Regions from separate parts of the Homo sapiens genome. Here regions 1, 3, 4, 5, 6 and 7 are each linked to region 2. A link is a loop called in an ENCODE intact Hi-C map of the cell type or tissue named here. Cell type or tissue: OCI-LY7. All regions are shown on one strand. Region 1 overlaps LINC01643 (long intergenic non-protein coding RNA 1643). Region 2 overlaps LARGE1 (LARGE xylosyl- and glucuronyltransferase 1). Region 3 overlaps LARGE1 (LARGE xylosyl- and glucuronyltransferase 1). Region 4 overlaps LARGE1 (LARGE xylosyl- and glucuronyltransferase 1). Region 5 overlaps LARGE1 (LARGE xylosyl- and glucuronyltransferase 1). Region 6 overlaps LARGE1 (LARGE xylosyl- and glucuronyltransferase 1). Region 7 overlaps SYN3 (synapsin III).

The links. A loop is a pair of places that touch in the nucleus more often than their neighbours do. Peaks named below come from ENCODE experiments on the same cell type or tissue, not always from the same donor. Only the 100,000 strongest peaks of a DNase experiment are listed, where the experiment ranks them.
Region 1: it touches region 2 in a loop (26-fold over the local background); 64 of 110 quality-filtered maps call a loop at or near these places.
Region 3: it touches region 2 in a loop (7-fold over the local background); 64 of 110 quality-filtered maps call a loop at or near these places.
Region 4: it touches region 2 in a loop (11-fold over the local background); 80 of 110 quality-filtered maps call a loop at or near these places.
Region 5: a loop joins it to region 2, with 3 times the contacts of the local background. A loop is called at or near these places in 3 of 110 quality-filtered maps.
Region 6: it touches region 2 in a loop (11-fold over the local background); 2 of 110 quality-filtered maps call a loop at or near these places.
Region 7: a loop joins it to region 2, with 9 times the contacts of the local background. A loop is called at or near these places in 2 of 110 quality-filtered maps.

The regions. Positions count from the first base shown.
Region 1 is chr22:34,109,672-34,113,671 of GRCh38, reverse strand. The region is part of intron 2 of LINC01643 (long intergenic non-protein coding RNA 1643); the gene reads right to left. Among named protein-coding and RNA genes, the nearest start is that of LINC01643, 94 kb to the right of the region's middle. In OCI-LY7, CTCF peaks have their summits at 2,056 and 2,257 (motif pointing right); a DNase peak (open chromatin) is centred at 2,271.
Region 2 is chr22:33,300,580-33,304,579 of GRCh38, reverse strand. LARGE1 (LARGE xylosyl- and glucuronyltransferase 1) reads left to right here. Exons shown (of 15, transcript NM_133642.5): 12 at 73-351. Among named protein-coding and RNA genes, the nearest start is that of MIR4764, 130 kb to the left of the region's middle. In OCI-LY7, CTCF peaks have their summits at 2,167 and 2,385 (motif pointing left); DNase peaks (open chromatin) are centred at 539, 2,369 and 2,769; H3K4me3 peaks cover 1,545 bases; H3K27ac peaks cover 1,614 bases.
Region 3 is chr22:33,565,484-33,569,483 of GRCh38, reverse strand. All of the region lies in intron 5 of LARGE1 (LARGE xylosyl- and glucuronyltransferase 1), which reads left to right. Among named protein-coding and RNA genes, the nearest start is that of MIR4764, 130 kb to the right of the region's middle. RefSeq lists an enhancer at 3,455-3,524. In OCI-LY7, a CTCF peak has its summit at 1,524; DNase peaks (open chromatin) are centred at 223, 783 and 1,193; H3K4me3 peaks cover 2,132 bases; H3K27ac peaks cover 2,669 bases.
Region 4 is chr22:33,577,471-33,581,470 of GRCh38, reverse strand. The region is part of intron 5 of LARGE1 (LARGE xylosyl- and glucuronyltransferase 1); the gene reads left to right. All of the region lies in intron 1 of LOC105373007 (a long non-coding RNA gene), which reads right to left. Among named protein-coding and RNA genes, the nearest start is that of SNORA50B, 130 kb to the left of the region's middle. RefSeq lists a silencer at 1,740-1,809. In OCI-LY7, CTCF peaks have their summits at 1,600 and 1,808 (motif pointing right); DNase peaks (open chromatin) are centred at 1,820 and 3,540; H3K4me3 peaks cover 456 bases.
Region 5 is chr22:33,384,640-33,388,639 of GRCh38, reverse strand. All of the region lies in intron 7 of LARGE1 (LARGE xylosyl- and glucuronyltransferase 1), which reads left to right. Among named protein-coding and RNA genes, the nearest start is that of MIR4764, 50 kb to the left of the region's middle. In OCI-LY7, a CTCF peak has its summit at 2,146; no DNase peak of the experiment used is centred here.
Region 6 is chr22:33,745,791-33,749,790 of GRCh38, reverse strand. The region is part of intron 2 of LARGE1 (LARGE xylosyl- and glucuronyltransferase 1); the gene reads left to right. It overlaps LARGE-AS1 (LARGE antisense RNA 1), which reads right to left. Exons shown (of 7, transcript NR_038950.1): 6 at 3,334-3,376. Among named protein-coding and RNA genes, the nearest start is that of LARGE-AS1, 23 kb to the right of the region's middle. In OCI-LY7, a CTCF peak has its summit at 1,766 (motif pointing right); DNase peaks (open chromatin) are centred at 870 and 1,820.
Region 7 is chr22:33,016,877-33,020,876 of GRCh38, reverse strand. All of the region lies in intron 1 of SYN3 (synapsin III), which reads left to right. Among named protein-coding and RNA genes, the nearest start is that of SYN3, 40 kb to the left of the region's middle. In OCI-LY7, CTCF peaks have their summits at 2,237 and 2,446 (motif pointing left); a DNase peak (open chromatin) is centred at 2,416.

The DNA of each region.
Region 1 (4,000 bases), 810 kb before region 2:
CTTTCTCCTGGGATTATGTTTCCCAATGCACTCATGAGGGTTCTCCTGAGTGTTTATGTTTTCCCAGAGGCTGTTATTCCCAGGGGAGCTGTGGTTTGCCGCAGACCCAGGACAGCAGCTTCTTTCATAAACGCACAAAGAAACTTCAGTCTGGTGGGAGCATTTTGCTTCAGTTACCAATGTGAAGGCGAATGTACAAAGGCTCATTTCCCTATAGTTTCATAGTCTGCTTATGAATCTGTCTCCCACGTTAATTTCTTAAAACTGAGGCTTATGTTTCAGCCAGTGTTAGACCTCATTCCCTAACACAGTGCTTGACACACAGTAGGTGCTTCATAAATGTTGCATGAATGAATCATTGTTTGAGTTCAAAGTCAGGACTGCCCTTTACTTCATGTGCAAACTTGGGCAAGTTACCCAACCGCTGCGCATCAGCTTCTTCATATGTAAATTGGAGCATAGATAGTGCCTACCTCATAAAGCTCTCATGAGGAATAAATAAATTAATAGGTGGGAAACTCTGAGAAGAATGCATGACACGTGGTGTATACAAAATAAATGATAGTTTCCTCATTTTTACAGGTACATAGTCAAAGGCTGTTTTCATGATGAACATAATTTTTCTATGCATATTTTCCCAGTGGGTATTTGTTCCATTCAGGATATGTTTCTATAGGTATTTTTCATACTAAGTTTTTTTTTTTTTCTGGTAGACGTTTTCCTCTGCGCATCTTTTTTTTCTTTTTTCTTTTTTTTTTTTTTGAGACAAAGTCTCGCTCTGTTGCCCAGGCTGCAGTGCAGTGGCGCGATCTTGGCTCACTGCAACCTTTGCCTCCCGGGTTCACACCATTCTCCTGCCTCAGCCTGCTGAGTAGCTGGGACTACAGGCGCCCGCCACCATGCCTGGCTAATTTTGTTGTATTTTTAGTAGAAACGAGGATTCACCATGTTAGCCAGGATGGTCTCGATCTGACCTCACGATCCGCCCACCTCATGCATCTTTTTTGAGTCGTCATTTCTCCTAGTAAAATTTTTCCTGAAAGGCATTTTTCCTAGAAAGAATATTTCTCCAGTATGTCATCACCCTCCCTCGCTTTTTTGGCAATGATTTTTCCAATGGATACTTTTCCTATTAAATATTTTCACAGTGAACATTTTCATAACGAAAATTCTCCCTAGAGAATATTTTTTTCTTGGGAGGGGGGATTTTTAATAAAAATAATTTCCGATGTATATGTTTTCCAGTGTTTTTTTGCTGGAAAGTATATGTTTCCATGGGATATTTTTTCCAGAATGAAATTTGTCTTCAGTAGCTGTTTTTTTTTCCCCCGAATAGACATTTGTCCTACAAGTTATATGTATTTTCCCCAAGAAATACCATCCATGTTATTAGATTGAATTGTGTATCCTCCTCAGAATTGATGTTTTTCACATTGGACTTCTAACTCCAATGTGACTGTATTTGGAAATAAGGTCTTTAGGAGGTAGTTAGGGTTAAATTAGGTCGTAAGAGTGAGGCTCTGATTCAGTAGGACTGGTGTCCTTATAAGAAAAGAGAAAGAGACACCAGGAATGCCTGCACAGAGAGGAAAGGCCATGTGAGGACACAGTGAGAAGGTGACCATCTGCAAGGCATGGGAAAAGGCCTCAGGAGAAACCCACGCTGCCACGCCTTGAACTTGGACTCCCAGCCTCCAGAACTTGGACAAAATTAATTTCTGTTGCTTAAGCCTCCCAGTCTAGTATTGTGTTATGGCAGCCTGAGCCATCTAATACAACTTCCTGATGTCATATTTTGCAGTCTGGAGCTGAATCAGTGATAACCTCTCTTTTTTAGGCCGCTTTCTGCTGGTCACCCAAAGGCATGCCCTGCTCACCCCACATGGAACACTAAAGGGCTAACTCCACAGAAGCAGAAAGTCTATATTGACCTATGGCTCCTTTTTGTGCTGATGAAAAACTATGCTGTCCTTAATCCAATGTATTTTCCAGCTTGCAGCTCTCCATTACACAAGCCCTGCAAAACCAGCTCAATAATAAGTGTCCTGTTTCCATTAATGCAACCCTGGGGTTGTGCCAAAAAGGATGGCAGAATCGTGGAGATCTCCGGAGTGCAGAGAGGTGGCTTGGGTCCCTTTGCCTGGGTAATCATATTAGGGGAAGGGGTCACACCCGAGGGTTCTCCCCTCCAGGTCCCTTTCAACCAGAGTATGGCTCCCGAGACACGGGTGCATGTTTAGATCCTGTCCACTAGAGGGCTTCCAATGGTGACGGTCATAGCAGCGGAGAAGAGGCACCTTACACATTCAAACAGCAGACTCTGGATAAACTTAATGATTCTAGGTGAGCTTACTGAGAAATGCCAGTCAAAACAGCCTGGAAAAGCCAGAGCCCAAGACTGGATGGTAGAGACCACATTTGAAAGAGCTACTTGATCTTTAGCCTCCAGCATCACATTCTCCAGCTCTTACCTCCACCCAAACCCACCCCTAACACATTGTCTGATGGATTCCATTCCTTCTACACAACTAAACACTAAAAGTCCTTTTATTCTCTTCTTATCTCCATTAAATTTGTTCTCAACAACAAAAATAATCAAAAATTAATTCATACTGAAATTCAAACAACTGATAACAACAAATAATGTTACTCTCTTTCTCCCTCCTCCATTTCCTTTTTTTTTTCTCACACATTTGTTTGAAAGAATCAAAGGCTTATATTAAAGAAATAAATATCTACAGTGTGGGATTTCCAGGATTAGCTAATTGGGGGAGGGATGATTAGCAGGTGGCGAGACATCAGCTGTATGCCTCTCTCTCCCCATCCTGCATCTAGGAAATTAGAGGAGTAAACTTGTATTGTGTGGCATTGAAGTGGTACCCAGTACAGATTCTTCAGTACTGAAGAAGGCATGAAATACTCTTCCCAGTACCCAAGTCAGCACAAGGCATTTAATAGAGTGAAAACTCTGTGAAATCAGATTCGCCATGTGTAGTAGAAGGAATAACACCGCCCTCCCATACCCGACCAGAAGTCCACGTTCTGATCCCCAGAACCTGTAAATATGCTACCTTACATCACAGAGATGAGATGACTCTGGGTGATCCAGGTAGGCCCAACACAATCACAAGGGTCCTTGTAAGAGGAAGACAGGAGGGTCAGAGTCAGACAGAATTGCAAGGCCATGCTGCTGGTTTTGAGGCTGGATTAGGAGCCAAGAAATTCAGGTGGCTTCCAGAAGCTGGAAAGGGCAAGGGACTGGATTGTCCTCCAGAGTGTCCAGAAGGAACACAGTCCTGCTAATACCTTGACTTTAGCTCAGCAAAACCCATTTCAGACTTCTGACCCCCAGAATTGAAAGAGAATCCATTTGTACTATTTAAGCCACTAAATTCACGGCAACTTATTACAGCGGCAATAGGAAATTAACATGCCATGGTCCAAGCCACTGTCATGTGGATGCAGAATTTTTCAATCAGCCCAGAGCTGACCCTTAGATATCCCAGTACAGTGAAGAGTTGATCTTTCAAGATCCAGCTCAGATGCCACCTGCATCATCAGCCTTCTCTGCTGCAATGGGAGGAAGTTAACTCCCCCTCCTCCTGGCCAAAGAAAAGAGGACCAACATGCATGGAGCATAACAACACACTGTAGCAGCATCTTCAGAAATCCTCATTCCATCCCACCACTGCCTGAAGGATATCGCTGTCCTTCAGGTGTGCAGGTATTGCACAGGTGTGGAAATAAGCTCAGAGAGATTACGCAGGTCCAGAAGGCACAGTTAGGGAATGACGCCGTTGGAAGTCCACCCATTCTCTCCTGTTCCTCACCTCCGGCTGTCTCCAGAGCACCCTAGCCACCCTGTGGCATCTGTCACTTCCACCTCACCTCTAAGAACAGTCATGCATCCCTTAACAATGGGGATACACTCTGAGAAATGCATCATTAGGAGATTTCATCATTGTGCGAGCTTCATAAAGCACACTTCCATAAACCCTAA
Region 2 (4,000 bases):
CCCCACAACAGGCCCGGCGGATGATGCATGGATGGCCCAGGTCCCGCGGCTCACCCTCCCTGTCTCTTCCAGGCTCCAGATGCTGGAGGCCATCTGCAAGCACTGGGAGGGGCCCATCAGCCTGGCCCTCTACCTGTCAGACGCCGAGGCCCAGCAGTTCCTCCGCTACGCACAGGGCTCTGAGGTGCTTATGAGCCGCCACAACGTGGGCTACCACATCGTGTACAAGGAGGGCCAGTTCTACCCCGTGAACCTGCTGCGCAACGTGGCCATGAAGCACATCAGCACTCCCTACATGTTCCTGTCTGACATTGACTTCCTGCCCATGTATGGGCTCTATGAGTACCTCAGGTAAGGACCTGCAGGGGCCTGGCCATCAGGCCAGAAGGCACATAGGGCCATGCAGTGCCAGGACCAAAAGGCCCTTAGGGTCATCATCTAGTCCAACAGGTTTCTTTTCCAGATGGGGCAGCAGAGACCCAGAAAGGGGAAGGGACCTGCCCACAGCCACCCAGCAATAGAGTTCTCAGTGAACAGACTGAAACCTGAGTTTGCAGAAGGAAATGTTGATGGCAGAGCTTGGTCCAGCGAACATCTCTTTTTGTCTGCCAGTCTATTGCTTTTTCTGTAGCATCTATGAAAACATACCCTCCTCAGGCAGGCACGCGATGGCTCTCGCCTGTAATCCTAGCACTTTGGGAGGCTGAGGCAGGTGGATCACGAGGTCAGGAGTTCGAGACCATCCTGGCCAACATGGTGAAACCCCCCCCCTACTAAAAATACCAAAAAAATTAGCTGGGCTTGGTGGCATGTGCCCGTAATCCCAGCTACTTGGGAAGCTGAGGCAGGAGAATCTCTTGAACCAGGGAGTCGGAGGTTGCAGTGAGCCGAGATTGCTCCACTGCACTCCAGCCTGGTGACAGAGCAAGACTCCTTCTCAAAAAATAATAATAATAAATAGAAGAAAACATACCCTCCTTCTTCTGGTTTTGGACCAGACAACCTTCATATAACCCAAGAAAGATTATTGCCCAGTCTTTTAAACAAATCTAAGTGATGATGATGCCTAGTGCTTATGGAAGTGTTTGCTGCGCGCCAGGCACTGTTCTGAGTGCTTGAGAGGTAGGATCTCATTTCCTCCCCCAAAGTCCCTGCCGTGGGTAGTATTATCACCTTCCTTTTCTAAATGGGGAACTGTGGGACCGAGACCAGGAGCCGTTGGCCCGGGGTTACTCATCTAGGAAAGGGAAACTGGGGTGGAAACAGCCAGTCTGGCTGCAGAGCCAAGTGCATAAGCACCATGACAACTGCTTCTGTGAATCTCCAGTGTCCCTTTCCAGCTCCCCCCACATCATGGGACGGGGTGTCAGCAGCTGGAGAAAGCACTCGGCTAATGGAAGGCTTAGATGGCTGTGTGAAGAGTGCATTTATTACAGAATAGTACACAATTCGGATTGATAGGAGCCATGGAAGTCATATGGCCCAAAGGTCCCATTTCACACATGAGAAAACTAAAGTCACACAGTATCATGGTCCAATGACATTTTAAAAAAATCCTTTATTTACTGCCATTGGTCAGCATGAATTATGCCAATACCTAGTGAGTGCCTGCCTAGATCCAGGTACCATGAGAGGTGATTTGCATATATCATCCCATTGGTTCTACACATCGAACCCCAGAGGCAGGTATAGCTACCTGCATTCTACAGGAAGGAAGAGTGGGGCCCAGAGAAGCAAAATAACAGTCCAAGTCCAGAGAGCTCACGCCAGGGTGTGAACCAGCGTCTGCAGCCCCAGGTCTGCCCGTCACCCTGCTACACGTTGTTGGGCTGCGCTGGGGTTTCTGTTTGTCGCAAACCAGGCAAGGTCTGATTTCTTTCTCTCTCGTTCTCTTGCTCTCCCTCCCTCCTTCTGACTCCGTCTCTCTGTCTCTTAGTATCTTTCTCTTACTGCCTCTGTCTCTTTCTCTCTGAAAAGAGCTTCTAGGAGTCTTTAAACTTTCTGTCGGGAAGCCAAAGCGTAGGTTTAGCCTGCATACCCTCCGTGCCCTGCGCTGTCTGGAGCAAGGTCAGGCAGCCTGTGTTCTCTCTCCAGCTTCTGAGTCCGTGTCCTTCCAGGGACATCTCCGGGTTTCCTAGTGTTAATCCCTCCCCTGGGGCGGGAGGAGTCCCTACCAGACTCTGTTAAAAACAGTAGGGTCAGCGACCCCTAGGCAGCATGACCCTGAATCGGGAATGGGAGGTGCTGTGGTACCCAGCACCATGAGCCTCAACCCCTGACCCACCAGGCTGCAGAAATGGAGCACTCCCTCCAGCCCCAGCGCCTGTGCCAGTGCCTGCTGGGTCTTAGAATCCAGTGTGTGGAGCCAGGGTGCCCCCATGTGGCCAGACGGGGCTTGCAGCCTCTGATGCCTGCAGATTCTGAAACTTGGGCAGCTTCCGGGATGACAGGCTCCCAAGGGAACAGATAGATGATGGGAGTGAGTGCCACCCTAGACTAAGAAAAGAGGCTTCAGGATTGGACCCCTGCCCACCCTCCACCCCTCTGGGACTCTTCTTCGCTCCAGCCAATTGAAAGTGAGCTGGCCCCGTATGAGTCTGTGGTCTCTACTCCCTGTGCAAGGACTATTTAATTATTTGACCTCATGGGCATCATGTTTTAAAAAGCAATACGTATGAACAGTTTTTTTTTCTTTGTCTTTCTATGTTTTATTAATTAAAGGCATCGTTCACTGCTAATCCAGACCCTACTTGAAGTGAGGTAGCTAGTGTGCCCTTCTACTTAGCACTTGCTTAATGCAGAGTCACTTGAGGTGGTAGTTGGCCTTAGCTACCTTATCACAGGAAGGTATGTGGTTCCCCTCAGGGGTTTTGAAATATTGCAAATTGCTTTTAAAACTTTATTACTTTCTTCCCAGACTTTTCCCAAGAATGCTGAGTACAATTCAATAGAGAGACCAGAGCCCTGGTCTCAGGGAGCCAGTCGTCTCTCCACACAATCGTGCCATTATTGCTTTATGGACGCAGGGAAGGTTACTAGGTATTCATATTTTTCAAGAGGAGTTGGGAATCTGGATTTTCATATAAAATGTTTTTTTAATGTTGGCAACTAATTTTTAAAAATTGTTTTTAGATGATGATTTGGAGCAAAAAAATCATTTCAAATGCTGTTGAGGCCGACAAAATATGCCTTCAGGCTGCCTTGACTCCTCACACCCCCACCCCAAACTACCAGAGTGTAACCTCTGACCTAGACAATTCCTAGGCACCAAAGTATTTATGAGAATCAATGAGGAATGTCATTCTCTCGGAAGCCCCAAATAAGCAGACACTGTTCTTTTCATATGACATAATCATATCAACTTACCCTTGGCTTCAGGGACATTTTTTCTGGTGAGTAGATGGATTCATTTCTGACCCAGACGTTACCAGTGGATGCCCCTTGTGCACACCATAGCATCACTGGTGGGAGTTGAGGTTAAGGGTGCTGTTTGCTGTGGCAGCTGAGGACTCCAATGAAGCCCCCAGACCCTTCTAGAAACTGACTTTCTCAGCACTGATCTCCCATAAAATTCTGTACCCAAGCTCTGTCAAGATATTAATATTGGCCAGGTGCAGTGGCTAACACCTGTCACCCAGCATTTTAGGAGGCTGAGGTGGGAGAATTGCTTGAACCCAGGAATTCGAGACCAGCCTGAGCAATATAGTGAGACCCCATCTCTACAAAAAATTTCAAAAATTGGCCAGGCGCGGTGGCTCACGCGTGTAATCCCAGCACTTTGGGAGGCCGAGGCCGGTGAATCACGAGGTCAGAAGATCGAGACCATCCTGGCCAACATGGTGAAACCCCATCTCTACTGAAATACCATAAATTAGCTGGGCATGGTGGTGCATGCCTGTAGTCCCAGCTACTAGGGAGGCTGAGGCAGGGGAATCGCTTGAACCCCGGAAGGCAGAGGTTGCAGTGAGCTGACATCGCACCACTGCACTCCAGCCTGGCA
Region 3 (4,000 bases), 260 kb before region 2:
TTACAACTAATTGAACACTTGGACTTAATTGATTATGTATTAAGTTGGGGACTTGGAGTGACATTCAGGACTGGGCTCATGTTGAGATTAATTTATTCCTGTAGTCTTCCTGTTTTGCAGTGTAACTGAGTGCCTCACATGTGTGTTAAAAATAAAACGGAGAGTCAGGGCAATCTAATTAGACAGCTTAACCCATCACTCTCGTGTTCAGTCTTCACCCAGCTCTCCTGCTTTGATGGTAACCAAAATAGATGAATAAGTTAATCAAAGGTCTGATTAAATAGCACAGCTCTGCAGCATGGACTAATGATTGCCAAGCCTCAGTTCAGGCAGATTGCTAGAGGAGAGAGGAAGCTGAGCTGAGCTCCAAAGGCCAGGGCTTTCATGAGGAAGATGTTTATAAAGCACATGGGAGGGAATTCCTCACTGAGTCCTCGGATCTTAACGGTGATGGCTCACTCTAAAGGAAGGATAATGTAGTTTGGGGAAAGAACACAAACCTTCTCCTGGCAAATTCTGACTCTTAGAGCTTTGCATCTTGCTGGCTGTGGGATTGTAGACAAATCGCCCGCCTTCCTATGCCTGCCTGCCATCCATCATCCATCCATCCATCCATCCATCCATGCATTCATCCATCCATCCATCCATCTGTTCCAGATATGTGTTTTGTACCTATTATATACAAGGCATTGTGCTTATTTTTTTTTTTTTTTTTTTGAGACTGAGTTTCGCTTTTGTTGCCCAGGCTGGAGTGCAATGGTGCGATCTCTGCTCACCGCAACTTCCGCTTCCTAGGTTCAAGTGATTCTCCTGCCTCAGCCTCCCGAGTAGCTGGGATTACAGACATGCACCACCACACCCGGCTAATTTTGTATTTTTAGTAGAGATGGCATTTCTCCCTGTTGTTCAGGCTGGTCTCGAACTCCCAACCTCAGGGGATCCGCCCACCTCAGCCTCCTAAAGTTCTGGGATTACAGGCGTGAGCCACTGCGCCCAGCCAGGGCATTGTGCTTTGATTTTGTTGTTGTTCATTTAATTTGCCCTTGTGTTAACTGTATGACTCGGTTGTGTGAGGTTTTTCCTTCTAGGTCCTCTCTTGCCGTAACCCTCACTTTATGCTCCATGAGGCTGATGCATAAAGCATCTCTAGTCTCGCTTTCGCTCTGGTTTCCGTTAGGGTTGACTGGAGGGCTGCCCTCCCGGGAGACTGGTGGGCAGGAGGGAAGTGAGGTTGAGATGTTTTTTCCTGTTCTGGCTTATGCGTTGCCACAGGTAGGCTGTGTCCCTCTGCTGAAGGTCACTGCCTCAGCCAGGTGGCCTTACTCAAACAGCAATTCTCTCTGGATTCCAGCATCTGCTGGCCTGGGCCCTTTTGGCCTTGGGGTGGTAATGGCCCCAAGTACTCTTCCCCTCCTCAAGTAACTGCACGGTTCTTGTTACTGCCCCTAATTCTGCATATACTTAGATTAAATAGTCCTTTTATTAAATCTTCCTTAGATTCCCCAGGAGAGTGTGCTGTTTCCACCCACACACTGCCTGATAGGATGAAGTAAGTGTAGCAACATGGATGGAGCTGGAGGCCATTATCCTAAGTGAACTAACTCAGAAGCAGAAAATCAAATATCACATGTTCTCACTTACAGATGGAAGCTAAACAACGGGCATACCTGGATACAAAGCTGGAAATAATAGACACTGGGGTCTCCAAAAGAGGGGAGGGTGAGAGCTGTGTGAGGGGTGAGAAATTGCCTGCTGGATACAGTGTTCAACATTCAGGTGACAGGTATACTGGAAGTCCAGTCTCCACCATTACACAGTGTACCCATGTAACAAAAATGCGTGTGTACCCCCAGAATCTAAAATTAAAAATTTTTTAAAAAAGAAATCATGACCTTTATAAATAGCAGAAACTCAGAAAAGCTGAGCAAACCTGTCCAAGGTGACATGGCGATTAAGTGATGATACTAGAATCTAAATCCAGGCATGCCTGAATCTACCACCCAGGGTGTTTTGCTCTCCTGCATACATCCCACAGACCCTTACCTTCATCTGGAAGCACCAAAAGAGGCACTGATAGCTAAATACATGGAATAAGATAGAGGGATCAGGAAGAAGGGCGGGAGCTTATTACTGAGTATATTTTGTGTACCACGCCCTTGAGTCCTTTAATATAATTTAATTTTTATACCACTGTGTGAAGTAGGCATCGTCTCCATTTTACCAACTTTTAAAAATGAGCAACTACTCTTAAAAAAAAACTAAGTAACCACATTTTTTTCTAACATCATAGTCTAGTGATGGTGGCACACAGGAGGCCAATTTAGGGCAGCTATGAGACAGGTTCCCCATGCTGACTCATGAGACCCATTCCATCTCTGAAACACACTCCATTTTACAGGTAAAGAAACCAAGGCTTAGAGAGATCAAATGCTTTGTGTGGGGCTAGAGCCCAGATTTGAACTTCTGTCCTTTTTCCCCACCTCCATGATGCCTGGGTGTAGGGTGACAGGGACTCATACACAGAGTTGGGGATGCTTTTTTTGAAATTGATGAGAGGTGAAGCCAGCTGGACTTCCTGGGTCAAATGGGGACTTGGAGAACTTTTATGTCTAGCGAAAGGATTGTAAATGCATCAGTTAGCACTCTGTAAAAATGTACCATCAGTGCTCTGTGTCTAGCTAAAGGATTGTAAACACACACCAATCAGCACTTTATAAAATGGACCAATCAGCACTCTGTAAAATGACCAATCAGTGCTCTGTAAAATGGACCAATCAGCAGGATGTGGGCAGGGAGAAATAAGGGAATAAAAGCTGGCCACCCCAGCCAGCAGCGGCATCCCTCTCGGCTTCCCTTCCAAGCTGTGGAAGCTTTGTTCTTTCGCTCTTCACAGTAAATCTTGCTGCTGCTCACTCTTTGGGTCTGCGCCACCTTTAAGAGCTGTGATACTCACCACAAAGGTCCACAGCTTCACTCTTGAAGTCAGCGAGACCAAGAACCCCCCGGAAGGAGCCAGCTCCGCACACAGTTTGATGTCTTGCTGCTATTTTTTTCTTCCTTTGCATAGATTTGGGTGAATGTGTTTCATTTGGTTTGATTACACGTAGTTGTTTTTAAGTAAAAGCAGTTTTAAAGCTTGCTTTTTTCCCCTTTAACATCATATGCAGGTTTTTAGAAATTATATCTTGATCCACATTGTTTTAAACAATTACATAGTATGCTATCAGAAAAACAAGAGTATCATGTTTGAATTAATTGTTCCATTTTGGGGCATTTTGATGGCTGTTCTTTGGTAACATGGTGATGAACATCTTTGGGAATAAAACTTTGGTGTCTAAAACAAAATTTTTAAATTTGAATTTTTTTAAGAACATCTCCTCAACATGGTATTTGTAAGGTCAAAGGAGATCAATATTTTTTGGAATCCTGAGAAGGTGGCCATGTTCCCTGTTTTAAAGGGTTCTATTAAAAGTGTTACCCTCTTGAAAATAAGTGTGCTTTGGCTCCCATGGAAACTCCCCATGGCAGCTAGGTTGGGGCCTCTGCCCACAGTGATCTTCATAAATGACTGTGCATAGATGAGAGCTTTCATCACACTGGTGCTTTTATTTTTATCCTTGCCTTTGGACACAAAATGGCACCCGTGTGTGTACCTCGCTGATGACTCTGCCCACCTGCAAGCCATTGATTGTTCCATTATGTTATGTGAGGATCATAATGTCAGTGCTCCATGGGTGGTTCATTTCTGTCCTATGTGTGTGTCCTCTATTGCTGTCAGGTGAAGAGTGTCGCGTGATGACTAGGTCCTCCTTGACTAGGAGGTGAAGAGTGTCACGTGATGACTAGGTCCTCCTTCTGTCCTATGTGTGTGTCCTCTATTGCTGTCAGGTGAAGAGTGTCGCGTGATGACTAGGTCCTCTTATTTATCTGAGAATAAAGAGAAGGCAGCAGTAGTAATCTATTCAATTACAGTTTTAAAAGAATAAGCATAAGCTTTAAC
Region 4 (4,000 bases), 280 kb before region 2:
TTTATTTCTAAACAAAGTTACTTTGGATAGGAAACTTGGAAACATTTCAAGTTTTCATCCCTGGTTGTACCATTTCACCAAGCTGATTTTAGGAAAAGGTGCACAAAGGTATCAAAATGTGAATTTTCTTGCTGAGAACAGTACGTGATGCTTCACAGTCTCTTAATTCCATCTGTTTCCCATGATAAAGTTCCAGCATTAGGTACTGGTGTTAGAAGGCCCTCCACATTATGACAGTGATTTTCCTGAAGGTCAGAAGGGGCAAATTTTAACTCTCCCACTTACTAGCAGTGCAATTTGAGACAATGATGTTTCTAAGTCTTAGTTTCCTATGTGTAAAATAGAGGTATGAATCCCTTACTTGCTTAATTCACAAACTTATTTCAAGCATCCAATGAAATAATAGATGGAAAATTTCATTGAAAATGAGAAAATGCTGCACATGCATTCTTATTACTTTTGTCATCATCATCATCATTCCTATTATCATTTTTGAAAGATGGACGTCTTACAAACTGACCGGTTATGTATGCTTTTGTATACTCAACTCCCTTGGCTAAAAACTCATCTAACTAGAATATTTTCATTGGATTTAACCACTCAGCCAGGCTGAATTCAAGAACCCCAGTGGGTTTTAAATCTGCTCACTACTGGCTAAATAACATGTTTGAAGAGAAAATAGCAAGCAATGATCAACATCTTATTCAGAGGCATAATAGCACTGCTGAAACTCCCCTTTCTCATCCCCTGTTATTATTAATGTGCTGCTATTACTTATTGTACATTGTGTCCCAGAGTGTGTGTGTTGCCCTTACATTGTATATATACATAAGTCCCACCCTCCAAAACCAGCCGTTATAAAGGAGAGAAAATCACAACTGATGCCATGTGGTAAAGGACTAGCGTCTCGAGCTCACTCACTGTGATCAGGCCTTTATTCCACCTGTCACATAATGAAATATTTCTTCCTTCTTGATTCAGAATGAACCAGCAGCTCGATTCTGTAAGGTCCTCTGCTGGGTATTTTCCTGTACATCATCCCATTTTCAGGCTGACAGAGCAATAGGTGGCCTTGTGTCTGCTTTTTTTTTTTTCTTTTTTTGTGACAGTTTCATTCTTGTTGCCTAGGCTGGAGTGCAGTGGTGCGATCTCGACTCACCGCAACCTCCGCCACCTGGGTTCAAGCGATTCTCCTGCCTCAGCCTCCCAAGTAACTGGGATTACAGGCATGCACCACCATGCCTGGCTAATTTTGTATTTGTAGTAGAGATGGGATTTCTCCGTGTTGGTCAGGGTGGTCTCAAACTCCCGAGCTCAGGTGATCTGCCCCCCTTGGCCTCCCAAAGTGTTGGAATTACAGGCGTGAGCCACTGCGCCCGGCCGCCTTGTGTCTGCTTTACAGATGCAAAACCTGAAATTCAGAGAAGGGAATTGCCACACTCCAGCTTGTATTGAAGACAGTGCTCGTGCCATCATTCCATGTTGCTTCCAGATCAAGGACGCTTAAATATTCCCAGGGGATTAAAAAATATGTATACTATGTAGGAACTCAGCAATTCTGTGCAAACAGAAAATAAAGTTACAGAGCTGTGCTATTAAGTTGGGTCTTGATCTTCCGCAGTTAGAATTAATTGATTGGCTCACTTCCCAATTGTTGTGTACCTCAGGCTTGATTGCACCTAAGAATCACTTGGTACTGTTGGTAACACAAAACAACACCACCAAAACAATGCTAGGGGCCACTCTGGATGACACTTTAGCATGGCTTGTGTTCCAAACCCAAACAAGCAGCAATGCCAGGCCCTACCACTAGATGTCATAGTTTAGTTTTTCTGGGGTAGGCCCAGTAGTGCGCCCATGTAATTCCAAAGTGTGGCCAGCCCTGGGCTGGGGCTGCAGCAGGTCTTTATCAGTGTCCTGAAGGAGGACATCCAGGCTCCACTTGGCTCCTGCTCAGGACCCTCCGTAATGTACAAATGCTAACCGTTAGTTTTAGAAGGCTGAGACTTTCCCTGGCACACTGTATTAGTCCGTTTTCATGGTGCTGATAAAGATATACCCAAGACTGGACAATTTACAAAAGAAAGAGATTTAACTGGACTTAAAATTCCGCGTGGCTGGGGATGCCTCACAATCATGGTGGAAGGCAAGGAGGAGCAAGTCCCATCTTACATGGATGGCAGCAGGCAAAGAGAGAGCTTGTGCAGGGGAACTCCTCTTTTTAAAACCATCAGATCTCATGAGACTTACTCACTGTCACAAGAACAGCACGGGAAAGACTTGCCCCCATGATTCAATTACCTCCCACCAGGTCCCTCCCACAACACCTGGGAATTCAAGATGAGATTTGGGTGGGGACACAGCCAAACCATATCACACACTCTAAAGTACAGAAGTTAAAAATCCATTGTAACAATCTTCCTGGGTCTGGACATATGTTTCCAAGCTTCCCTTCCTGCTTTGTATTTTGGTGTTAACAGCTTTCTCAGTAGAGCGTTACTGGCCACTTGCAGTCCTTTAGAGATTGGAGAAACATTTGTTCTGAGAAGGTGTATGACTCTATTATAACTGCATTGGAATGTTTGTTTCTGCTAACAGTATGAGCTCAATCTAGTAGTCACCTTTGTCTTTCCTGATTTTACTTCCCATTTCTGAGTACAATTAATTTTGCTATGTTCTAAGAATGTTGGTAAGAATTTATATACAGATTTCACTGTGTAATAATCATGTGAGTATCATATTTGAATCCATTTCCAAAAACGATTAAGGTTTTTGGAAAGAGGCAAATCTGATTTTTAATCCCAGCTCCTATAATTCATTATAATTGGGTGATTTCCTTGATGTCTACATCACACACAGTAATAAAGGTTATTGGGTGAATTAAAAGATACTTGTAAATTGCTTTAGTATACTGTCTGTTACATAGTAAGCATTCAACAAATGCGATTGTTATTATAAACATAATAATATTTTCTCCCATTTAATGGTGATCTTCTAAGAAAGAGGAACATTTTTCATTTACTCCTCTTTCCTTAGTATCTAGTACAGAATTTGGCACACACAATGAGTGTTTAGATAAATGACTCACTTTCGGAATTAGGTGATTTTTTTAAAGGGGATTTAGAGCATTAGGAATTCCTTTGATCAGTAGCCAAATCCCCAAGTGGAAGTAAAGGCACAATGGAATTACCTTGTACCTTGTACCGTCTTCTATACTACTTTTTAAGGGTGACATTTTTCCCTTCTGCATTCTCATGTATGATAAATTCTAAATCTAGAAAGGTTAGACAGCCATCCTCACAATCTGGTTGCCTTGACAACCATCATATTAAACAGTAAAGGCCTGTTGTTGGCGGGGGGAGGTGAATGTCAATATTACCACGGTCTAAATCTTCTGAAGCAGGGCTTGAAGGTCAAGGTTAAAAGTATTCAAAATTGCAATAAGACCTTTGGTTAATGTTTGTTAGATGTATTACAAGAGCTGAGTGAAGCCATCATCTTTTCAGGGTGACCAGTGAAGAGATTCATTTTGGCTGTCAGCCAGAAGACATTTGGACTGCCATTGACAAGGTTTTCCTTTTACTACACCAAGAGACTTTTGCCTTCTATGTGTGGTGAAAGAAAACAGTTTTTAAACCAATCAGAAATTAATAAAGGGACAACTCTGGATCATCCTCCTCAACTGTCTTTGCCTGCTTGTAAGTTGCTGTCCGTGTGTTTAAACTCACCTGCAAGGTGTATCTCCGCAGCTAGTAACAGAGATTGTCACAGGCAAGGGTGTCACCTACAAAGTGCTAAAGAGCCCTCTGAAAATGAAAAGCAAAGTGCCTCATTAATGTAGAGCAGTGTGGGGCTTCTTTAATTGCAGCCTATGTGGCTGCCCTTTTTAGATGGCTCCATGGGAAGGCGGAGGTAAGAGTGGAAGAAGGTATGGTTGTGAGAGCGAGAGAAATTGCTCCCCAAATATCCAGATGAACTTGACAACAGAGAAGTGTGTTTT
Region 5 (4,000 bases), 84 kb before region 2:
GAGCCGAGATCGTGCCATTGCACTCCAGCCTGGGCAGCAGAGCAAGACTCTGTCTAAAAAAATAAAAAAATTTAAAAAGCCCATGAGATTGGTGAAAGTAGTGAAGCAAAATAAGTACAAGTCTATTTCTGTGAATTCACACATAGTAGCTACTCAGTAAATAACTGTTGAATGAATGAATAAAAGAAATGTAAAAGGTGTTTTAAATTTAGAATCTGTGGACTCAGTAATGGCTGACTGTAAGAGAAATGGAAGATGGAGTAGTTGAAGATGTTTCAAGACAAGGAGCGCCTTCAACACGGCAATCCCGGTCCAACTTTGGAAGCTGCACCCTAGCTAAGCTCTCGAGACATGAATCAAGATTAGGATATTTATTGCAGCATTGTTCATAATGGCAAAAACATAGTAAACAACCAAAATGTCCTTCAGGAGAGGAATGGATAAATAAATTATGGTATAGGTATAAAATGGATGATGTGATTACAGTGACTAAACTAGATAGGAAATACTAACATAGTTAAATCTTAAAGACATAACAGTGGGTGAAAAGGCAAGTTAGAATAGGAAATACGCAATCCAAAACACACTAAAAATACCATGTGTTATTATGTGCATAGAGGATAAAAATATAAAAACAAGCCTAGGAATAAAACACAGACCCCTGGGAATACTGGCTGCCTTTGAGGAAGAGAGGAGGTAGAATGAGATGAACTTTAGATTTATCTGTAATGCTTTAATTTTTTAACAGTAAATGTGGCAAGGTATTATAACAACCATTATATCTAGGTGGTGGGTATTCATTATATTAGTTTGTGTGCTTTTCTATTGTTTTGAAATAGTTCATAATTTTAAAAATTAAAGTCACGCAAAAGAAAAGACTGGCTAACAGGGAGGATGATCCTGCATCTCTGCATTTAGTCATCTGTTTTAGACATTCCGACTTTTCAGGCAACCTGGCAAATCACATCTGCCAAGTCTCACACCATTTAAAAGCATCAGTTCTCAGCTTGGTCACCAGAGACTCATAGGTTTATCCTGGACCTCTCTAGAGGCTTCAAAAATGTGCATTAATATATTTCATCATTGTTTCTAGTTTCCCACCATCCCCCCCCCCATTTTTTAATACATTGGAGCATCTATCCAACCTAATTATAATTCATTTTTGTAATAAGATTAATGAAATTCTTTCTTTCTTTTTTTTTTTTTTTTTTTTGAGACAGAGTCTCACTCTGTTACCCCCACTGGAGGACAGTGGTGCAATCTCAGCTCACCGCATCCTCCGTCTCCTGGGTTCAAGCTATTCTTGTGCCTCAGCCTCAGGAGTAGCTGGGACTACAGGCGTGCACCACCACACCCGGCTAGTTTTTTTGTATTTTTAGTAGAGGTGGGGTTTCGCCATGTTGGCGGGGCTGGTCTTGGACTCCTGACTTCAGATGATCTGTGCACCTTGGCCTCCCAAAGTGCTGAGATTACAGGCATGAGCCACCACACCTGCCCGCCCTTTTTTTGTTTTTTGTTTTTTGTTTTTTGTTTTTTGAGATGGAGTCTTGCTCAGTTACCTAGGCTGGAGTACAGTGGCACAATCTCGGCTCACTGCAACCTCCGCCTCCTGGATTCAAGCACTTCTCCTGCCTCAGCCTCCTGAGTAGCTGGGATTACAAGCACACACCACAATGCCTAGCTAATTTTTTTGTATTTTTAGTAGAGACGGGGTTTCACCATGTTGGCCAGGCTGGTCTTGAACTCCTGACCTCAAGTGATCCACCCACCTTGGCCTCCCAAAGTGCTGGGGTCACAGGTGTGAGCCACCATGCCCGGCTTCATTCATATTTTTGACTGGAATATATTTTCTTAAATCAGTCACCAGTGACTTACATCACTATATTCTCTTGGTTTGTAACTTTGTAAATGTTTCTTTTCTTTCTACCCCCCCCAACATTGTTTATCTGAGTAAAACAATCAGATAATACATTTATGGCGAACAATTTCCACTGTGTACCTTCCTCCCCAACTCCATATTCAGTGATATGATATTGCTAGCTTGAAATTAGCCATGATGGGAGTGTTTACACCTTGGCAATTGGCAAATGCTACAAATCCGGCCGTTTTTTTCCCCCAGAGAGCTGATGGTTAAACATTACCAGCCTACCACAAGAGTGCGCAACAGTTTTCTGAGCTGTGCAGGGCAAGTAGCATTTTTCTCATTTAACACTCATAGAAACTGAGAGTCAACAAAAGACAGATCTTGACCTGAGTCCCATGGCTCCAAAGTGACATTGCTGGGGCTCTAGTCTATGTGGTTGAGTGGAAGAAGCACTGGCCTTGGAATCACGCAGATCTGAGTTTGAATCTGACATAGCTACTTTTGAACAGTGAATTGACAAGTGTCCGATTTAGCCCCTCAGTTTCCTCACCTATAAAATAAGGATAACAAAATCTATCTTGTAGAGATCTCAGGGAGCATTAGGGGAAATGATACGTGATGTGCAAAAACCCTAACAAAGCACAAAGGACCTATGCAGCAGATCTAATTTGTCCTTCAGACTTACAAGTTCAGATCTCTGTGTATTAACCCAATCTTCCCATAGCCATATAGATACTATTTTTTTTCCAACTCCACCTGGCCAAACACCTTTCACTAAATGGTGAATATATCTTTTCTCCAAATATGTGCCACTGGAATAAGTAAAGAGGCTTAGAGTTGACATTTGTATGTGATTTGGGGAAATCAGTTTCTTTCCTAGAGTCTTGGAAATGCAGGTGCTAGGTTTCAACTAAGATCATTTTTCAACTGCCTTGAGTCTTCCCCACTGACCATTCTGCTGAGCTAAGCATCCTGAAGAGGATTGATTTGGGGGCCTCTGGGTGCTACAGTTCCACCCACCAAATTGACTGCAGTGGCCTGCAGGGAAATTCTCTCGGCTTTTTGTGTTCCGTGCTCAGGGCTTTTTCTGCTTGCTCTAACTGACCTGATGGTAGATAGTTGCTTCTCAGCCATTCAGCTAAGCCTAAGTGTATTTTTCTTTTTTAGATTTTAACTGATGTATTTATTTTTTGCCTGAATAATATGTTTAGTTGTTTTAGCTTTTTTTTTTTTTTTTTTTTTTTTTTTGAGACGGTGTCCTGCGCTGTCGTCCAGGCTGGAGTGCCGTGGCACGATCTCAGCTCACTGCAACCTCCACCTCCCAGGTTCGAGTGATTCTCCTGCCTCAGCCTCCCAAGTAACTGGGATCACAGGCATGCACCACCACACCCAGCTAATTTTGCATTTTTAGTAGAGATGGGGTTTCACCATGTTGGCCAGGCTAATCTGACCTCAGGTGATCCACCCACCTCCCCTCCCAAAGTGCTGGGTTTACAGGCATGAACCACCACCACACCCGGCTGTTGTTTTAGCGTTTTAAAAAACACAAAAGGATATAGACAAGGGGAGTTTCCCTCCCTAAACAACCCTCCATTCACCCAGGTCCCTTCCGCAGAAAGTAACCAAGAAAAGATACCAAGGAAGAGGAACCACCTCTTATTATTAGTTTCTTATGAGCTCACAGGCTTCTGGAGCTCACCTTAAAGACCCAGCGTGGATGGGCCAAAAAGACCCTCTTGAAATCAGGAAGACTGAGACAGGCCCATATGGCTTGTCAGTAATCATCAAGCAAATTGGCAAAGCCATACCCAGAATAAAGTCACAGAGGAGCTGCTTTTGTGTGTACGGATAAATGGTATACATCGTACAAATTCCACCTATCAGCTCAACCTAGGTAGGTGGTCATATCTCTGGGGAAAAACACAGGAGAGAACCTAATGTCTATAAGGAATGTGCTCTGTATCCAGTGCAGAGCTAGAATCTTTTTTTTCATTATTGTGGTGAGATATACATAACATAAATTTACCGTGTTAACCATGTTTAAACGTACAGTTGAGCGGCATGAAGTCCATTCACATTGTTGTGCGGCCACCACCACTGTCCATCTCCATACAATGCTAGGCTCTCCCTGCCCTC
Region 6 (4,000 bases), 450 kb before region 2:
GGGGTATCTTGGACAACAGAGAAGACATGCGAACTTCTGTGGCTAGCAGGATTCTTATAAGCCAGTATAACGAAAAAATTCAGTTAATCCTTTAATGCAGTTTGCATTTTGTTTCTGTCATAGACTCATATAATCAAGAGAAGGAACGGACATCAGGAGTCATCTAGGCTGGCTTACAGCCTAAACAGATAAAACTTTTGAAAATTACAGAAGGACTTTTTATAGGGCAAATGTTGATGGTTGGGGGAACATAGCCCCCAAGGACAAGTGGATGGGAGTTTGAATTTTAGTAGACATCATTTAAATCACAGAGTGAAATAGACAAGTTACTCAACATCATTGCAGGTCAGTTTCTTCTCCATAAAAAGGAGAGCACAGGGCTGGGCGCTGTGGCTCACAGCTGTAATCCTAGCACTTTGGGAGGCTGAGGAGGGCGGGTACCTGAGGTCGGGAGTTCGAGACCAGCCTGACCAACATGGAGAAACCCCATCTCTACTGAAAATACAAAATTATCCAGGCGTGGTGGCACATGCCTGTAATCCCAGCTACTCTGGAGGGTGAGACAGGAGAATCGCTTGAACCCAGGAGGCGGAGGTTGCGGTGAGCCGAGATTGTGCCATTGCACTCCAGCCTGGGCAACAAGAGCGAAACTCCATCTCAAAAAAAAGAGGAGAGCACAACCTGTAGCTTACACCGCTGTTATAAAGACTAAATGACCTGTTACATCCGACAGTGGTCATTTAACAAATCTTTGTTTTTCCTTTCATTCTCATATTTTTCTAGAATCCTGGAAAGTCTCCTGGGAGGGATGCAAAAACGTCACCCACCTGGTCCAGAGAGACCCTTGTTTTACAACTGAGGAACTGAAACCTAGAGAACTGTGATATAACGAAGCTCACAGCCTCAGCAGCCTTCTTCAGGCATTAGAAAGGGGCAGGGAGAGACTTCCTAACATACTGCAGCTGTGGTCATAAATGCACTGGCACTTCCTTGTGAATGCATTGGCCATGTTTGGAGAAAATTAAATTATTTCATCAAAATGACCTGTAGTGAGAACTTTAAAGAACAAAGAGGAAAGGGCCATCCTCTGATGCAGAGTTTAATCACTTTCCTAACAGATATGTTGGATGGGGCTGTCTAAGTCCCAGTCCTCCTTTTAAATGCTGTGTGTCCACATTGAGTCACTTAACCTCTCTTACCGCAAATTGACTCTGCGTAAATTGGGGGTGCTGTTGAGGGTTTTTGCAAGATGAAAACGAGTCCATGGTGCCTAGCATGAATTAGGTTTGCAGAGTCATTTTGTCTCAGCAGCTGCTTTGGATATGTTGACTGTACTTCTGGAAGCAACAGGTCGCTCAAGGAGTCAACAGAGTTGAATATTTAAAGCTACGGGATGGGAGGTGGAAGTGGAGATGGGTGCATCACGAGGTCTGGAGATTGAGACCATCCTGGCCAACATGGTGAAACCCCGTCTCTACTAAAATACAAAAAATTAGGCAGGCGTGATGGCGGGCACCTGTAATCCCAGCTACTCGGGAGGCTGAGGCAGGGGAATCGCTTGAACCCGGGAGGTGGAGATTGCAGTGAGCCGAGATCATGCCACTGCACCTCAGCCTGGCGACAGACTGAGACTCTGTCTAAAAAAAAAAAAAAAACAAACCTGCATTGATAGGAAGAACCCTGGCCATGCCAAGATTCCTTCTTTCTGGGGTGGAGCCTTAGATAATGGATAGTTGGCTTTTTTTTTTTTTTTTTTTTTTTTTTTTGCTCCAGCAGAGGGCACACAGTGCCCCATTTCTGGCACACAGCCAGTGATGGATGCTTGAGGTGGTGTCCCAGCTGGGAACCCTCTCCATTGCACCTGTTGATAACAATTATGATTCATTTGCTTGGCCCTCTTGGACATGAGCTTTCTTGATACAGTGAAATAATCCCCCCATAACCTAATTAGGGAAGAAGGGTTTACCATTTCAGATGAGGTCACTGAGCGCCAGTGCCATTGGGTGGATCACCAAGGTTATTCATTCATTCCGCACACACAGTCAGGCACTGTCTAGGGCACTGGGCATAGAGCCCTGAGCCACATGGGCAAGTCCCCTCTTCTCATGGAGCTTAGTTTTCCTAGTGGATGGAGAGAGATGATGATCGAACAACATCATGCTCTGCTGAGTGTTGATAAGTGCAACAAAGAAAAATAAAGCAAAGTGAGATGATAGTGCCAGGGCAATGGGCTTGGTGAGGAGTGGGGAAAGGGAAATGCTGTGTTAATAGGGTGATCTGGGCAGGCCTCTCTTACTGGTGACATTAAGCAGAGCCAGGTGGTGAGGGGAAGGAAAAGAGTTTCAGGCAGGGAGAAGAGCAAGAGATGGAGAGTGCTTGGTGCTTTTGTAGGATGCCAAGGAGGAGTCTGGGTGGCTGGAGAGAAAGAGAAGAGAGGAGAAGCAACATGGTGGATGAGGTCAGGAGGAGAAGCAACATGGTGGATGAGGTCAGGAAGGGTAGGCAGGGACCTGTCACACAGGCCTGCAAAGTGGATCTTGGCACCTTGGCCTCTGGCTTCTCATTCCTTGCTCTCCTCTCCTCGGGAAGCTTAGTCCTTTCAATCTGGACTTGCCTTTAGCTGCTAATCAAAGTTCAGAGGAACCTGAGAGAGTATTTCCTCTTCTTGCCTATAAGGAGGTCACCTAGATCTCTGGTTCCAGCATTTGCTAGATGATAAGAATCACCTGGGGCATTTGTTTAATATATAGACTTCCAGTCCACCCCGGGGCACTTAATGAACAAGACAGCCCAGAATCCTGCCCTAGATCTACTAAATGGGGTTCCTCAGGGGAGGTGCCCAGGTGTCTGTATTTTGAACAAGTGCCTCTCTTCTGGCCCACTTGAGAAGTTTGACCTGGATTAAGTGCAGCCTCTGGGTTCCTGGTCTCAGCGCCCCCTCCTCCTCTCCTGGGCTCCAGGACTTGGATTTAATAATAACCAGCATGGTAACAACATCGCTGATGGAGTGCCTACTGTTTGTCTTGCACAACAGCCTCACTCCCTATTTTATCTCCTCTGACTTAAATCTTAGTTTTCACACCAAGTGCCTGGCAAATATATTGTTTGTACTTCTGTTAATCATTTATTATGTTGAATTGCACTTCATTTATATAGCATACTTCCTTTTTAGAACTTTCCTGTGGACTCTAATAACATTGCCTACAAAAGTGCCCAGCACAAAGTGCCAGTGCCATTGGGTGGATCACCAAGGTTATTCATTCATTCCGCTGGCCAAGTCATTGTTATTATTATTTGTTTGGATTTCACACACTCCAGATAGTGAGGACTCACCTTTCCGTAGTCATCTCCGAATCCTTAGTCTTTGGCAAAATACCTGAAATAGAGTAGATGCTCAATGAATCTTGAAGTGCCAGAAATAAAAATAATATTAGTTACTATTTATGGAGCATTTATTGTACATCAGGCACCAAGTCCTTGACTTGTAGTAACTAGTTTCTTCCTCAGAACTGTCCTATGAAGTAGGTGCTAATATTCTTATTTTGTTTTGAGACGGAGTCTTGCTCTGTCGCCCAGGCTGCAGTGCAGTGGTGTGATCTCTGCTCACTGCAAGCTCTGCCTCCCGGGTTCACGCCATTCTCCTACCTCAGCCTCCCGAGTAGCTGGGACTACAGGCGCATGCCACCATACCCGACTAATTTTCGTGCTGATATTCTTATTGTGCAGATGGGGGAACAGAGGCACAGAGAAGTTTGAAAATAGGTAAAGCTGAGATTGAACCCAGGCAGGCATGCCTTGTGTGATCTCTCTAAGGTTTCTTTCATTTCTTAAATGGGTATGATTCTAGATCTCTTTTTTTTCTATGTAAGGTCGCTCCCTCCTGGTTAGTTCTCCACAGGGATCAGGTAGAGTTGGTCCTCTCCCTATGTGTGAATAATGCCTCACAGATCCTAGGAAATGTACTAGGTCGGAACTTCCACCCAGGCTCAGTGGGCTCGGT
Region 7 (4,000 bases), 280 kb after region 2:
TCGAGGCTTTGTAGGTGGTAGATAGCAAAATTGGGATTGGAACCCAAGCAACCTGGTCCCAGGATCCATGAACTTAACCTTCAAGCTTACTGCCTCTGTCTACCTGTGTCCAGCACCAGAGTGCTGAGGCCATTGTAGTCCTTAGCCTGGGTTTGGGAGGGGGCTTGCACTTGAAGAGTCCCTTTTATATAGGATTTGTTTTCAAAGTGGTATAGGTTGGCCTTTTGTATGACCCAATCTTGCAAAAGAAATTTCTCCCCTTTTGCTTGTCATGGTGCCCAAAGTATCATCAATAGAGTCACCTCAGTGAATCTTAAAGACTGAGCAAAAAGATTGCTTTCAGGCCTTATACCTTATACCATTGGAAGAATCATTTTAATAGCGTGATTGTATTGAGGTGCTGGTACTCTGGGCTGGGCATCTGGCCTGTCCTCCTCTTCAGACACCCTCTCTTATTCTTAAATACCCCATCTCCTATGTCCTGAGGCTTCTCTGAATTAGAGGCTCCAATGACAAGGTCCTGCCAAGAGATCTGATCTTAGGGGTGAGGTATTGAGAAGAAGAAGAAGTGAGGAAGATGGGTTTTGAAAGAGGTACAGGATCCAGAAATAAACCTCACCACTTTCTCCATTTTCCTAGGATTGGGTCTATGTGAACAAACACGTTTCCATGGTTAACTATTCAACTGAATACTTCTCCTCTGGAGGAATTAAATCTGAAGGTGTTTGGTTAAATGCTTTGGGGCCTCTATGTGACTGTGGGGCCTCTGTGTTCAGAGTCTCTAAGCATTAATGACTCTCAGGGATGGTTGAAGTCAGGAATAACAATTCTGCATCCTGATGATATTGTAAAGATACCACTACTAAAAACGATGTTTCATTACTATTATTTGTATAATCATTCATTATTTCAAAAGCACGTCTGTGCATTCTTTCATTTGATCTTCCCAGTAGCTTCATGTGGATTGCTAAGAATAAGCAATGGGGCTGGGCGTGGTGGCTCATGCCTACAATCCAAGCACTTGAACTCAGGAGTTGAAGACCAGCCTGAGAAACATGGTGAAACCCCTCCTCTACAAAAAATACAAACATTAGCTGGGGGTGGTGGCACGTGCCTGTAGTCCCAGCTACTTGTGGGGCTGAGGCGGGAGGATGCAGTGAGCCAAGATCGCGCCACTGCACTCCAGCCTAGACCCAGTCTCAAAAACAAAAGCAAAACCAAAAACAAACAACAACAAGAAAATCAACTGTAATAAATAAATAACAGCAGGAGCTAGTACATGTAGTGCCTGACATGTCAGGCCTTGCACTGTGTCACATCAGTTATCTCATTCAGTGTTCATATCAATTTGTAAAGTAGCCGTTATTTTTTATTCCTGTTTTACAGATGAGGAAACTGAGGCACGGAGGTTGAATAAGCCACCCCAACTCTCATAGATATTACATGAGTAAGTGGCAGAGCTGGGATTGGAACCAGAGTCTGTCTGCCTTTGAAACCTGTGCTCCCAGTTACAGGTTTCATGGCCTCTCTAGGTATCCAGGCAGTGAAGGAAAAGGGGAATAAGATGCAGTATTCCGGGCAGAGGGAAAAGTATATACAAAGGATATGGACTTTTGGAAGAGCATGACTCATTAGAAGAGTTTCATCCTGCATGGCCAAAGTAGCAAGGAAAACCTTGAAGAAGATGGCAATGATTAAGGTATTTCTGGGTTACAGTGTGTCCTTTATCCTAGGGATATGTGGAAAGTCACGAGGGGGCTTCCTCTGGTTAGGGTTGTAGTTTGGAAAGCTCTCTCTGCTCTGTGGAAAGTTGACTGAATGACTGAGCTTAGAGGGAGGGAGCTGATTAGGAGCCTGTTGTAATAGGCAAGGGGAGAGAGCTTTAGCAGCACGTGAACCAAGTCTATGGTAGGAATGATGGAGAGGAGGGGATGATGCTGAAGATGTTAGTGGAGACAGAGTTGACAGGACTTGGAGATTGAGTGGCTGAAACTCACCAGGGTTAAGGAGGAGCAAAGTGTGAGACTTAGGTTCAGGTCTCAGTGAGTGGATGGGTCACAGGGTTCCGGAAGTGGGGAACCCAGGTGCATAAACTCATCTGAGGGTGAGCAAGGAAAGAAGTTTGGGGTGTCAATGAGTCACCCAAGCAGACATGTCCACTCTCCTGTCCAGGCTGATCAGTGGCTCATCTCTTCTCAAAGTAGCTGTTGCCGCTGTGGGGCAGCTCTCATTCCTCCTGCTTTGATGCAAAACGTATCCTTATGATTTTCACCTTACTTCTGGTTCTGGCTTCACCATCAAGTATGGAAAGTCTTTCATCCTTTATTTAACCTTTCCCAGTGAAGTTTTTCTTCATGCCACAGCCTCCAAGAAGTAAGCTTGCAAACTTGCCTTATAAAGTCTCTTTTTCTGTCTGGTCTGGTCACTCCTGCCCTCTAGTGGTTAGTGCTAGGGCAGCATGGGGCTGGGTACCCACGGGGCCTACTGGGTTCTATCCCAGCCCGTCTTCCCTGCCTTCCTGTCTTTTCCTAGGCTTTCACCAGAATCCCTCTCATCCGCACCTTGTCTTGCCATCAGATTAAGTTTGGCATTGGAGCGATATCCTGTGTCCTGTCCTAATGATTCAAGAGGAAAAGACCTTGAAAATTACATAATCCAGCTCCCCACTTTCACATCTGTGGACCAAAATGACTACAACGGCCTTCTAACCTGTCTGGCTCCTTTCATAGACACATCCTCTAGGTCTATTTCTACACAGTGGCCAGGTAGACCAGATATCCCTCTTGTCTCTAACCCTCCAATGGCTTACTTTCACAATTGGCTTCAAATCAAAATTGATTTCAACATGGCCCTTCATGATCTGACCCCTCTCTGCTTTTCTAAACATTCTCTTACAAGAATCTTGTTCTAACTTCCTGATGGAGCTGGCCATCCCTCTGTTCTTCAAATGTGCCTTGCTTTTTCCTACCTTAGTGCCTTTGCTTATACACTTCTCTCTCCCCATCCTTTATGTTTCAGCCTAAAGATCACTCCTGAAAGAAGTGAAATTGTCTCTGTTTGCTGATGACATGATCTTAAATATAGAAAATCCTAAAGATTCTACAAAAAAAAAAAAACCTGTTAGAACCGATAAACAAATTCAGTGAAGTTGCAGGGTACGAAATCAACACGCAAAAATCAGTAGCATTTTTTTATACTAACAACAAACTAACTGCTAAGGAACTTAAGAAATCAATTTCATTCACAATAGCACCAAAAAATGAAATGCTTAGGAGTAAATTTAACCAAGGAGGTGAAAGACCTTCTTACTGGAAACTATAAAACATTGGTGAAAGAAATTGTAAGTGACACAAATAAATGGAAAGGTATCCCGTGTTCACGGATTGGAAGAATGATATGTCCGTACTAACCAAAATGATCTGCAGATTCAATGCAATCCCTATCAACATTCCAATGTTATTTTTCATGGAAATAAAAAAATCCTAAAATTTGTATAGAACCACAAAAGAATCTGAATAGTCAAAGCAATTTTGAGACAAAAGAAGAAAGCTAGAGGCACTTGAAATCTATTACAAAGCTATAGTAATCAAAACATGGTACTGACAAATACACAATGACCGATAGAACAGCAAAGAGATCCCAGAAATAAACCCACACACTTACAATCAATTGAAATTTGACAAAGGTGACAAGAACACACAATGGAGACAAGACAGTCTCTTCATAAGTGATGTTGGGAAAATTGGATATCCGTAGGCAGAGGAGTGAAGTTGGACCCTTATCTCACATCATACAAAAAAACACCTCAAAATAGATTAAAGACTTAAATATAAGACCTGAAACTATAAAACTACTAAAAGAAAACAAAGGGGGAAAATTCCATGACATTGGTCTGGGCAATTATTTCTTGGACATTGTCCAAGTGTCTCCAAAAGCACAGGCAGCAAAAGCAAAAATAAACAAATGGAATTGCATCAAACTAAAAAGCTTCTGCAGAGCA